Regions from separate parts of the Homo sapiens genome. Here region 1 is linked to region 2. A link is a contact called in ENCODE Hi-C or POLR2A ChIA-PET data. All regions are on one chromosome and are shown on one strand. Each heading gives the region's core, a stretch centred on a gene start or an enhancer-like site at or near the end of the contact. The rest is flanking DNA. Distances are from core to core; before and after follow the strand shown.

Evidence for each region. A loop is a pair of places that touch in the nucleus more often than their neighbours do. ChIA-PET counts read pairs that join two places held with the same protein, here RNA polymerase II (POLR2A). Pooled maps may share reads with other maps.
Region 1: a loop to region 2 is called in a map of IMR-90, with 2.8 times the contacts of the local background. The contact joins the promoter of RCVRN here to the enhancer-like site in region 2. A Hi-C loop is called at or near these places in 2 of 168 maps with a recorded cell type or tissue (GM12878 and IMR-90) and 2 of 50 pooled maps. POLR2A ChIA-PET finds 5 or more read pairs at or near these places in 1 of 52 experiments (Caco-2).

The regions. Positions count from the first base shown.
Region 1 is chr17:9,903,806-9,908,808 of GRCh38, reverse strand. RCVRN (recoverin) reads left to right here and starts at 3,538. Exons shown (of 3, transcript NM_002903.3): 1 at 3,538-4,009. The coding sequence starts at 3,629.
Region 2 is chr17:9,839,103-9,844,458 of GRCh38, reverse strand. It overlaps GLP2R (glucagon like peptide 2 receptor), which reads right to left. Exons shown (of 13, transcript NM_004246.3): 4 at 1,843-1,964. Among named protein-coding and RNA genes, the nearest start is that of GLP2R, 16 kb to the right of the region's middle. Within about 2 kb of position 1,963, at least 17 of the 41 ENCODE cell types and tissues checked have a DNase peak (open chromatin) inside an H3K27ac peak, as active enhancers do.

The sequences.
Region 1 (5,003 bases), core at 2,289-4,788, 63 kb before region 2:
CAGCTAATGGCCAAGATGGAGCTCCTGCTTGAGGGGACAGGGCCAGCTTCTGGGAAGCATCTTTCAGTCCAGCGAGGAGAGCGAGACCAAAACTGGGATCCTCTGCCTGGAGATGAAGCCTTCTCCTCTAGAGCAGTCTTTGGGTTTTGGGAGAGTTTATGGCCCCAGCTCAGACTTAACAAATCGACTCACAATACATCATCTCCAACAACTTGTTTGGCTAAGGAGCATAAGCTCTCCCTCTGATAGAAGATGTTTATGCAGGTTTTCAAACAAACCTCCAGGTCATGACCCCTCACTCTCAGCATCAACACAGCTGCCTGCGGTCCCCTGGGGCCCCTCCTGGGCACAGCAACCTGGAGAATGTGGACTGTACCAGGCTGCTTCCGACCTGGGTCCAGCTCCTTCCTCCTTGTGCCTGGAGAGGACAGCAAAGACTGGAGGGCTCTGGCTGCCTTCTGCCTCGCCCAGGGCCTCTTTCATTGACATGGTAACCCCACCTCCTCACCTACTTGTCCTCTAGGCTCAGGCCTCCTGTGACGTAGACAAAGGAAGCCTAAATGGACAGGCTGGCAGACCTGGACTTTCCTTCCTTCTGGCATTGCCATTTAGCAACCATGTGACCCCAGGCTGGTGACATGCCTTTAGGAGGCCCCACTTCTCACTTGTAACACTGGCTTCGCCTCATCTGCTGCAGGCTTGATGTGGACAGGGGTGCGATCCAGGAGGCACTTCCAGTCGCCCCCTACTAGTGGCTCAGAGCAAGGGGCCGAGGCCTCTGACCTCACTCTCCCTCCATCCCCAGGGCTGCAAGGAAGCTCTGGAATGAATGCGATTCCAGGGTGTGGCTTGGGCTCCCGTTTGTTTTCAAGGCTAGTGACTGTCCTGTTTCTAACTGCTCTTGAGAATAAATGCACGCTACAGGATGGTGAAAGCCTAGGAGAGGAAGGACTCCTATTCAGAAGTAATATTCTCACTGGGCGCAGTGGCTCATGCCTGTAATCCCAGCACTTGGGGAGGCCAAAGCAGGCAGATCATGAGGTCAGGGGATCGAGACCGGCCTGACCAACAAGGTGAAATCCCATCTCTGCTAAAAACACAAAAATTAGCTGGGCATGGTGGTGAGCGCCTGTAATCCCAGCTACTTGGGAGGCTGAGGCAGGAAAATCGCTTGAACCTGGGAGGCAGAGGTTGCAGTGAGCCGAGATCGTGCCATTGCACTCCAGCCTGGGCGCAGAATGAGGCTCTGTCTTAAAAAAAAAAAAACAAAAAAAACAAACAAACAAAAAAAAAAAAACTCACAAAGTGATGGAAAAAAATTAGAAAGTTCACACACACACCCCAATATGCAGGTTTCCTGAGAAATCTCTGAAACTGTACTGGGCAGAGCGGCTGGGAGGGATGAGTCTGCCCCTTGGTGCCTGAACCTCTCGGTCCTTCCAGAGTGACATGAGGTGGGCCTGGCAGGTGGCTTTCTCCCAGCAGCAGGGACCTACCTTCTGCTGCCACTAGCCTGTTAGTAAGTAGGCTAAAATCCCCACTTTACACTTTGAGATGCAAGGCGGGCGGATCACCTGAGGTCAGGAGTTTACGAGACCAGCCTGACCAATATGGTGAAACCTCGACTCTACTAAAAATACCAAAAAAAAATTAGCTGGGCGTGGTGGCAGACACCTGTAGTCCCAGCTTCTCAGGGGACTGAGACAGGAGAATTGCTTGAAACCAGGAGGCGGAGGTTGCAGTGAGCCAAGATCGTGCCCAGCCTAAGTGACAGAGGGAGACTCCGTCTAAAAAAAAACCAGTTTACCTGCCTGGAGACCGTGGGGTTTATTCTTCATCATTCTCACCCCAGGGCAAAAAGAGACAACTCTCCATCCACGGTGGCAAGGCTGGGGTTCTGAGTGTGTCCCCTCGAGCACTGCGCTCCGCTAAGGAAAGTGCACGCCCACCCTCCCTTCCTTCTGGGTGACAAGAATCCAGGTGTGCAGCGTCCTCACTAGGTTGCTTCCTCGTGCTTGATACTCCCCGCTGAGCTGCACAGACGCGAAGCCTGCCTTTGCACAGCTCCGTCTCTGACCACTCAGTTATTTATCCATTCACTCAGCAAACACGTTTTCTTGCCTGCTCACTCCAAGTCCACTGCAGACGGACACCCTGCAGCCTGCCATGGACCCACAGATAGATTGTGTTTGGCCCACACCATGTTTTGTTTTGTTTTTGTTTTTGTTTTTGTTTTGTTTTTTTGAGATGGAGTCTCACACTTGTCACCCAGGCTGGAGTGCAATGGTGCAATCTCGGCTCACTGCAACCTCTGCCTCCCGGGTTCAAGCGATTCTCCAGCCTCAGCCTCCCAAGTAGCTGGGATTACAGTCACCTGCCACCATGCCCGGCTAATTTTTTGTATTTTTAGTAGAGACAGGGTTTCACCATGTTGGCCAGGCTGGTCTCGAACTCCTAACCTTGTAATCTCCCCACTCAGTCTCCCAAAGTGCTGGGATTACAGACGTGAGCCACCATTAAAATTTTGAATTAATTGCCAAAGTTGAAAAGTGTGGAAATTGCAAGAAAAATTCTGATTTTTGGATTTCTCTTGAATAATTTAAAAAAACCCAAAAATCTCACCATCCCATGTGACCACGTTCTCTGGCAGCCCCTTCCCGAGGTGACACAGGCCTGGCTGCCCCCTGCTGGTCCCTTCAGGCAGTTCACCTTCACTCCCTGTGACTGATGGACAATAACAAAACGAGTGTTTAGCATTAGCCATGTGCCAGTTTCTAAGTGTGTCAGACATATTGACTCACATCAGCCTCACAATGACAGTGTGGTAGATGCTATGATGCCCATTTATTCAAGAAAGACTTGCTGGGGGCCCAAGCCTATCAGGTTCTGGCAATGGAAATGCATCCGGGAACAACACAGACAAAATCCCATCCTTCACGGAGCTTTCATTCCGGTGAGGGGACATGCAGCGTGCCGATGATGGTGGGGGTTGTGCTATTATAGATAGAGGGTCAGTATAGGCCTGGCTGAGCAGGTGACATTTAAGCAGAGACATGACTGCAGTGAAGGTTTAGAAGAGTGTCCCAGGTGGAAAGAGGTGAAGAAACAAGCCTGGGGCCACACAGCTAGTTAAGTAGCCAAGCTGGGACTTGAACCCATGCTGGCCCCAGAGTCTGTGCTCCTAACCATTGCATTCTAGGGCTTGATATGAGATGCCAGCCCCGCCCCGAGATGCTCAGAGTTAGTGAGGAAGAGAAACAGGGAACATGGCTGCTGTTAGAGGGCTGGGGCTGGGGGTGCCGGAGGCCCCAGCTCTGAGGGTTCCAACCTCCTGTCCTGTTCTAGTATCGTCCCGGGAGGCCGAGATGAATTGCCTGCCTGCCCTGGGCTCTTTATTTTAATCTCACTAGGGTTCTGGGAGCACCCCCCCCCACCGCTCCCGCCCTCCACAAAGCTCCTGGGCCCCTCCTCCCTTCAAGGATTGCGAAGAACTGGTCGCAAATCCTCCTAAGCCACCAGCATCTCGGTCTTCAGCTCACACCAGCCTTGAGCCCAGCCTGCGGCCAGGGGACCACGCACGTCCCACCCACCCAGCGACTCCCCAGCCGCTGCCCACTCTTCCTCACTCATGGGGAACAGCAAAAGTGGGGCCCTGTCCAAGGAGATCCTGGAGGAGCTGCAGCTGAACACCAAGTTCTCGGAGGAGGAGCTGTGCTCCTGGTACCAGTCCTTCCTGAAGGACTGTCCCACCGGCCGCATCACCCAGCAGCAGTTCCAGAGCATCTACGCCAAGTTCTTCCCCGACACCGACCCCAAGGCCTACGCCCAGCATGTGTTCCGCAGCTTCGATTCCAACCTCGACGGCACCCTGGACTTCAAGGAGTACGTCATCGCCCTGCACATGACCACCGCGGGCAAGACCAACCAGAAGCTGGAGTGGGCCTTCTCCCTCTACGACGTGGACGGTAACGGGACCATCAGCAAGAATGAAGTGCTGGAGATCGTCATGGTCAGTCTCCCCTCTCCCCTTCTGGCTGGGCGGTGCCGGGGTCGCTCCGGGCTGGGGGTCCCCTGCTGCAGCTGCTGCAGAGGGAGTGGATCTGTGGGTGGAGCGGGGGATGCGGGCCACTGGCTCTGAGAGCGTGGTGCTCCGAGATGCTGATATTGATAGAGGGGTGGGCACTTGCCCACAGCTTCGTTGTCTTCCCGGAGCAGAATCTGAGTGTTTCCTAATACAGCCATGTTATGCTTGGCTTCACGATGTTTGGGTCAACAACGGACGATATAGACCACTGTGGTCCCATAAGATTGTAATGGAGCTGAAAAATTCCTACTGCCTAGTGACGTCATAGCACAGTTACTTTATTTTTCAAATGCATTTAGTGTAGCCTAAGTGTATCCGTAAAGTCTGTAGTTGTGTACGGTAATGTCCTAGTTCTTCACATTCACTCACTACTCACTCACTGACTCACCCAGAGCAACTCCCAGTCCTGCAAGCTCCACTCATGGTGAGTGCCCTAGACAGGTCTACCATTTTGTATCTTGGTTTTTTATTTTTTATTTTTTTGAGATGGAGTCTCACTCTGTAGCCCAGAGCTGGAGTGCAATAGTGCGATCTTGGCTCACTGCAACCTCTGCCTCCCGAGTTCAAGCAATTCTCCTGTCTCAGCCTCCCGAGTAGCTGGGATTACAGGTGTGCACCACTATGCCTAGCTAATTTTTGTATTTTTAGTAGAGACGGGGTTTCACCATGTTGGTCAGGCTGGTCTCAAACTCCCGACCTCCAGCGATCCGCCAGCCTCAGCCTCCCAAAGTGCTGGGATTTACAGGCATGAGCCACTGTGCCCGGCCCATTTTTTATCTTTATACTGTATTTTTACTGCATGATTTCTATGTTTAGCTATGTTTAGATGCACAAATACTTACCATCGTGTGACAACTGCCTGCAACATTCAGGACAGTCACGTGCTGCACAGGTTTGTAGCCTAGGAGCAAAAGGCTGG
Region 2 (5,356 bases), core at 714-3,213:
CCACCCCTGGGCGCTCTCTTCCTATCCGGCCTGAGTTGCTGCCACGGTTCCTGCCTGTTGTCCCTGCCTTCTGCCTCCAGCATGGCCCCAGTCTCCGATCTCCATAACTAACTCATGTGTTGACAAGTTCACTCCTCTCCAATCTGCCAGGACAAATCTGTCAACACATAAGTTAGTTATGTCCCTCTCCTACTTCAATATACAAAGTCCTAAGTCCTTCACCGGGCACAGGAGGCCTTCACCACCTACCTCTCCCGAGGCCTCTACCTCCACCTGTGTCCTCCTCAGGCCCTACCTCACCTGCCCAGCAGCACTCAAGGTGGCCCCAGAGCCCCGTGAGCTCTTTGACCCTAGGTGTGTTTCTCCCTTTTGCTCTCTCTCTTACTATGGCCATCTCCTTCTCACCCTGCAGGGCTAGGCTTGAGCAGCCTTCCTGGTCCCCTGTCTGCATCAGTTTCCCCATCCTCCATGACCCTGGGCATCTGACACTTCCCTCCCAGCAACGATCACACTGTCCCTATGCCTCACAAGATCACAAGACTCTGAGCTCCCTGGAGGCAGTATCCACGTGCTATCCCCTGTTTATTCCCAGTGCCTGGTGCAAAAACCTAACCCATCGTATATGCTTCATTACTGTTTGTGGCCTGACCATCGGAATGAAAGAAACCAAGGTGTGGCCGTAGATATCTGTCTGATCCCCAAACACCTGTTCCTCCGCTTTGTGCAGCCTCTTGCATTGCACTTTGAAGGAAAGTGAGCAGATGTTGGACAAACAGGAGGTCCTCAGGGAGAAGAGCAAGAGTCCAACGAGAAAGTATGGTGCAGAAGGATTCTGGAAAGAACACATGTGGAGAGAAGTCTGAAGCATGGATTTGTTTGTTCATCCAAAAAACCTTTCCTGGGAAGCCATGGGGACTTGCGGACCAGTTACTGTGGTAGACCCTGGGGATAGGGCAGGAGTGCCTGCATAGACCATGCTGACCGTGTACCAGGTTTTCTCCTAAGAAACTGATGTCTGATGACTAAATCCTCACAACGTCACATGTAGCAAATATGATCCCTGTGGCATGAATGAGGAAGCAGAGGCCCAAGAAGATGAGGTAACTTGCACCAGGTTCACAGCCGGGAAGAGCAGAGTCTGGATATGAATACACAGACTGTTCCTCTGAGCATGCCACAGAGCTGTGGAAAATCCCAAGGATAAGGGACGTTTCGTTTCCCCTTTTGGGGGCTTATTAACATTCTTACTATTTGGAATGGAAATAGGGCTGCCTGACCCTAGACCCTGTGCTATGCCACTCCCTCGAGGCACACAAGTCCCCTGTCACCAGTGGATCTACATTCTGATGAGAGGGCTAGATAACAAATAAGCAACAGTGAGAATTTCAGGGAGGGGCAGGTGCCATAAAGGAGTCGAAGTGGGGGGTGGTGGGTGGTGGGTCGGGGGGATGTGGCAACCATAGAGGGCACTCTCTGGATTAGGTGACCCTGGAAGATCTCTCTTTGAAGGAGATATTTGGACTGAACCCTGGATGGTGAGAAGGAGCCAGCCACAGGGGAGCTGGGACAGGTGCTCCAGGCACGGGGAACAGCAAGCACAAATGCCAGGATCAATCCTGGAAGACTGACTTCTCTTAGGATTTTGCATGTCAGCCTAGTAGTGGAAGAAATTCCATGGCCGCCACAAGGGTTGCTGCTTTGCGGGACCTTCCTTAGCTTCCCCGGGGAGAGGCGCTGGAGAAGCCTCTTTGTGTGGCCCCTGGAGCCAGCAGGCCACTGGGGTGTCCCGAAGGAGGGTGGTTTGGACCCTGGATGCCTCCTCACTGAGCTGAGCAAACTCACGTTTTGCTTGAAGCTGTGGTTCTCGGAGCATTCGGAGTCATCCTGCCAAATATCCGTGGCGTTCTCTATCGTCTGCCAAGTCCCCTGAGCCAAGCAGTGTCTGTAGGCCCTTCCTGAGCTCTCTGAAAGTAAACAAAGCTCTGGAGGAAAGGTCAGAACACACAGCCCGTTCCCCTGAGCATGCCACAGAGCTGTGGAAAATCCCAGGGAGAAGGGATTTTCATTTCCCCTTTTGGGGGCTCATTAACATCCTCACTGTTTATTTGGGATGGAAAGGAAAACATGGAAGCTTCTCAATTTTGTAACACACCATGGTCTGCTAATGTCTGCTGTGTTTACCCAAAGTCTCTGGAGTTAGAACAGCCTCTGGTGACTCAGTGATGTTATAAGCCCTCCAAGGTTCAGCCCAGCTGGGAGATGCCAATCTGGGCTCCTGATGCTTGCTAGGTGGGGCATCTCTTCCTGAGGCTCATGCCATGCAGAAGAGAAAGTGGTGGGCACGTGGCTGACAGACTGGGGCTGAAGCCGGATGCGCCATCCATGCATGAGTGTGTCCTGGGCCTAGCTCTCCTAACCTCTAAGCCTTCCTCTGTTTTCATCAGGAACTGGGGATAATAATTGGTACCAACTCTCCATGATTTGGGAAAGGATTAAATGAAAGTGTATGTGAAAATGATGAGAAAAATCCCTCTGCGCATACAGACTGCCATTGTGACTCAGTCACATCTATCCCAGGAGACTCTCCCAGAAGGTCCTCCACCTGGAGGATTAGAGGCTGAGCTTGCAAACGAGAAGTCGAAATCTGTTGGTCCTTCCTAGTCCTGGCCCTGCATATCATGGGCCAACAGTAACTATATGCTGAATTCAATGAATGGACAACCAAAGGGTATAGCCCCCTACTCCCCTGACAGCTTTGCTAGGTAGGGTGTCTAATTGACATCTCAAACAACACACTCCAAACCACACCCTTTTTCTTCTTTTCAAAATCTGCTCCACCCACCTATTTTACCACCTCAGTGGATGGCAAACCCGTCCTTCCAATCCCCCGGCCCTAAACTTCAGAGTCACCCTCCCCTTCTGTCTCTCATAGCCTTCCTCAGGTCCTCTAGCTAATCTGTCATCCCTGCCTTCATCTGTACCCAGAATCTGACTGCCACTTTCACCTCCTGCTTCCATCCTGTGGAACCATCACCTCCCACCGGGAGATGGGACTCCTCTGACAGTCCTGCCCCTCACATCTGTGGGCAACCCAGCAGTCAGAGCAAGCTGAATAAAATATCAGCCACACAGGCCAGGCGTGGTGGCTCACGCCTGTAACCCCAGCACTTTGGGAGGTCGAGGTGGGTGGATCACCTGAGGTCAGGAGTTCGAGACCAGCCTGGCCAACATGGTGAAACCCTGTCTCTACTAAAAATACAAAAAAAAAAAAAAAATTAGCTAGGCATGGTAGCGAGCTCCTGTAGTCCCAGCTACTAGGGAGGCTGAGGCAGGAGAATTGCTTGAACCTGGGAGGCAGAGGTTGCAGTGAGCTGAGATCACGCCATTGCATTCTAGCCTGGGTGACAGAGGGAGACTCTGTCTCAAAAAAAAAAAAAAAATTAGCCACACCATGTCATGCTTCTCTCCAAATCTTCCAAGGGCTTTCTGAGAAAAAGTCTTCTGGCCTTTCACGAAGCCCCCTAAGATCTGGCCCGTAACTCTCTGTTGTAACCTGTTGCTTCTCTCCCCTCTTCACCACAGCCACATCTGCCTACTTCTCTTCATGGAACAGGCCAGGCATGGTCCCCGCATAGAGCGCCATTGACCTGCTGTCTCCTTCCCTCCTGAACACCCTCCCTCTAAAACCTTTACCTTTTCTACATCTTCACCAAAATGTCACCTTGCCATCGAAGACTTCCTTAACTACCCAGTTTACAGGTGCAACACATCACCCCACTCCAACCATCCCATCCCTTCCCTTCCCCATCTTGTTTAACATAGATCACATTCAAACATAGTCTGCACTTATTTATGATGCTTATTGATAATTGTCTGTCTCTCCTGCAAGAATGTAAGCCCCACGAGGAGAGAGATCTTACTCGGTTTTTGTCACTAATATATCCCAAGCACTTAAAAATAATGCATGGCATACAACAGGTGCTTCATAAATATTAGTTGAATGAGTGAATGGTAAGAATGTCACTTGACACTTGCATTGTCTGTACTAGCCATAATGCTTTGTGCTGGGAATGCAAAGATACAAATAGGGCTCAGCTCTGGCTGGGGGAGTGCAAAGAAAAATCGCCGTAAACGATTATAAATGCTAAGACAGAAGACTGCACAGGTATAGAAGAGGCCTCAGAGGCCGGGTGCGGTGGCTCACGCCTGTAATCCCAGCATTTTGGGAGGCCAAGGCGGGAGGTTCACGAGGTCAGAAGTTCGAGACCAGCCTGGCCAACATAGTGAAACCCTGTCTCTATTAAAAATACACAAATTAGCTTGGTATGGTGATGTGTGCCTGTAATCCCAGCTACTTGGGAGGCTGAGGCAGGAGAATTGTTTGAGCCCAGGAGGCAGAGGTTGCAGTGAGCCAAGATCGGCACACTCCAGCCTGGGCAACAGAGCAAGACTCTGTCTCCAAAAAAAAAAAAAAAGAGGCTTCAGAAAGGCAGAGGGGAGAGGTCTGTAGTTGAGGGGAGAGGTCTGAGAAATCTTCTAGAAGGAGGAAAGGATTGAGCTGAGAATTACAAGGGGCTTTATAGGCAGAGGAGCATGGCCAGAGCCTGTGAGGAGGCCTCCTGGGCAGGTGTGCGAGCCAAGGTACTGAGTGGCAAGAGCTGGACCAGGTGCAGAGCCTGGGAGTTGCTCATTGGGCTGGAGTGCAGGGAACCCTGAACGTGGGGGAGAGTGCTAACGAGGTCAGCAGGGCCAGGCAGCAGGAGGTCTTGCATGCCATTTGTAGGAGTCGTGATGCTGGGGAGACAGAATGTGAATGATATTTTAGAAAGCTTTTCCAAAGGTGCCTGGAGGGGGCCAGATCTGAGGCAGGGACTGGAGAGGAGGCCATGGAGAAGCAGCAGAGGGTGCTGGTGAGCCCACAGCAGTGAGGGATGGAGGGGAGGAGGAGATGGAAGACCTGGCTACCCACTGGTTGAGATGTGGGCTTGGGTGGGGCCAGGTGGACCCTGAGACCATTCCTTAGATGGGGAAGAGAGGCGGAGAAGGAGGAGGAGGAGAAGGAAGAGGAGTTTGTTTTCCTCTCCTCCATTTTCTACTCCTCCCTGTCCCTCAGTTTCTACTCCAATTGATGACAAGTCTTGAGCATTCTGCCTCCAACACTTTAATCTTTCTCCTTCTCTCTGCCCTCTTGCCCTTGCCAGAATCCAGACCCTTAGCATGCTGTTTTCTGGGACACTGCAGTAGTTTCCCCACTCTCCTCCTTGGTTCCTCCATTCCTGTGTCCAATAGCTGCATGCTCTCAATGTCATTCTCCCAGACTACAACTTGTGCTCCATTTTTATGCCTTAACACCTTC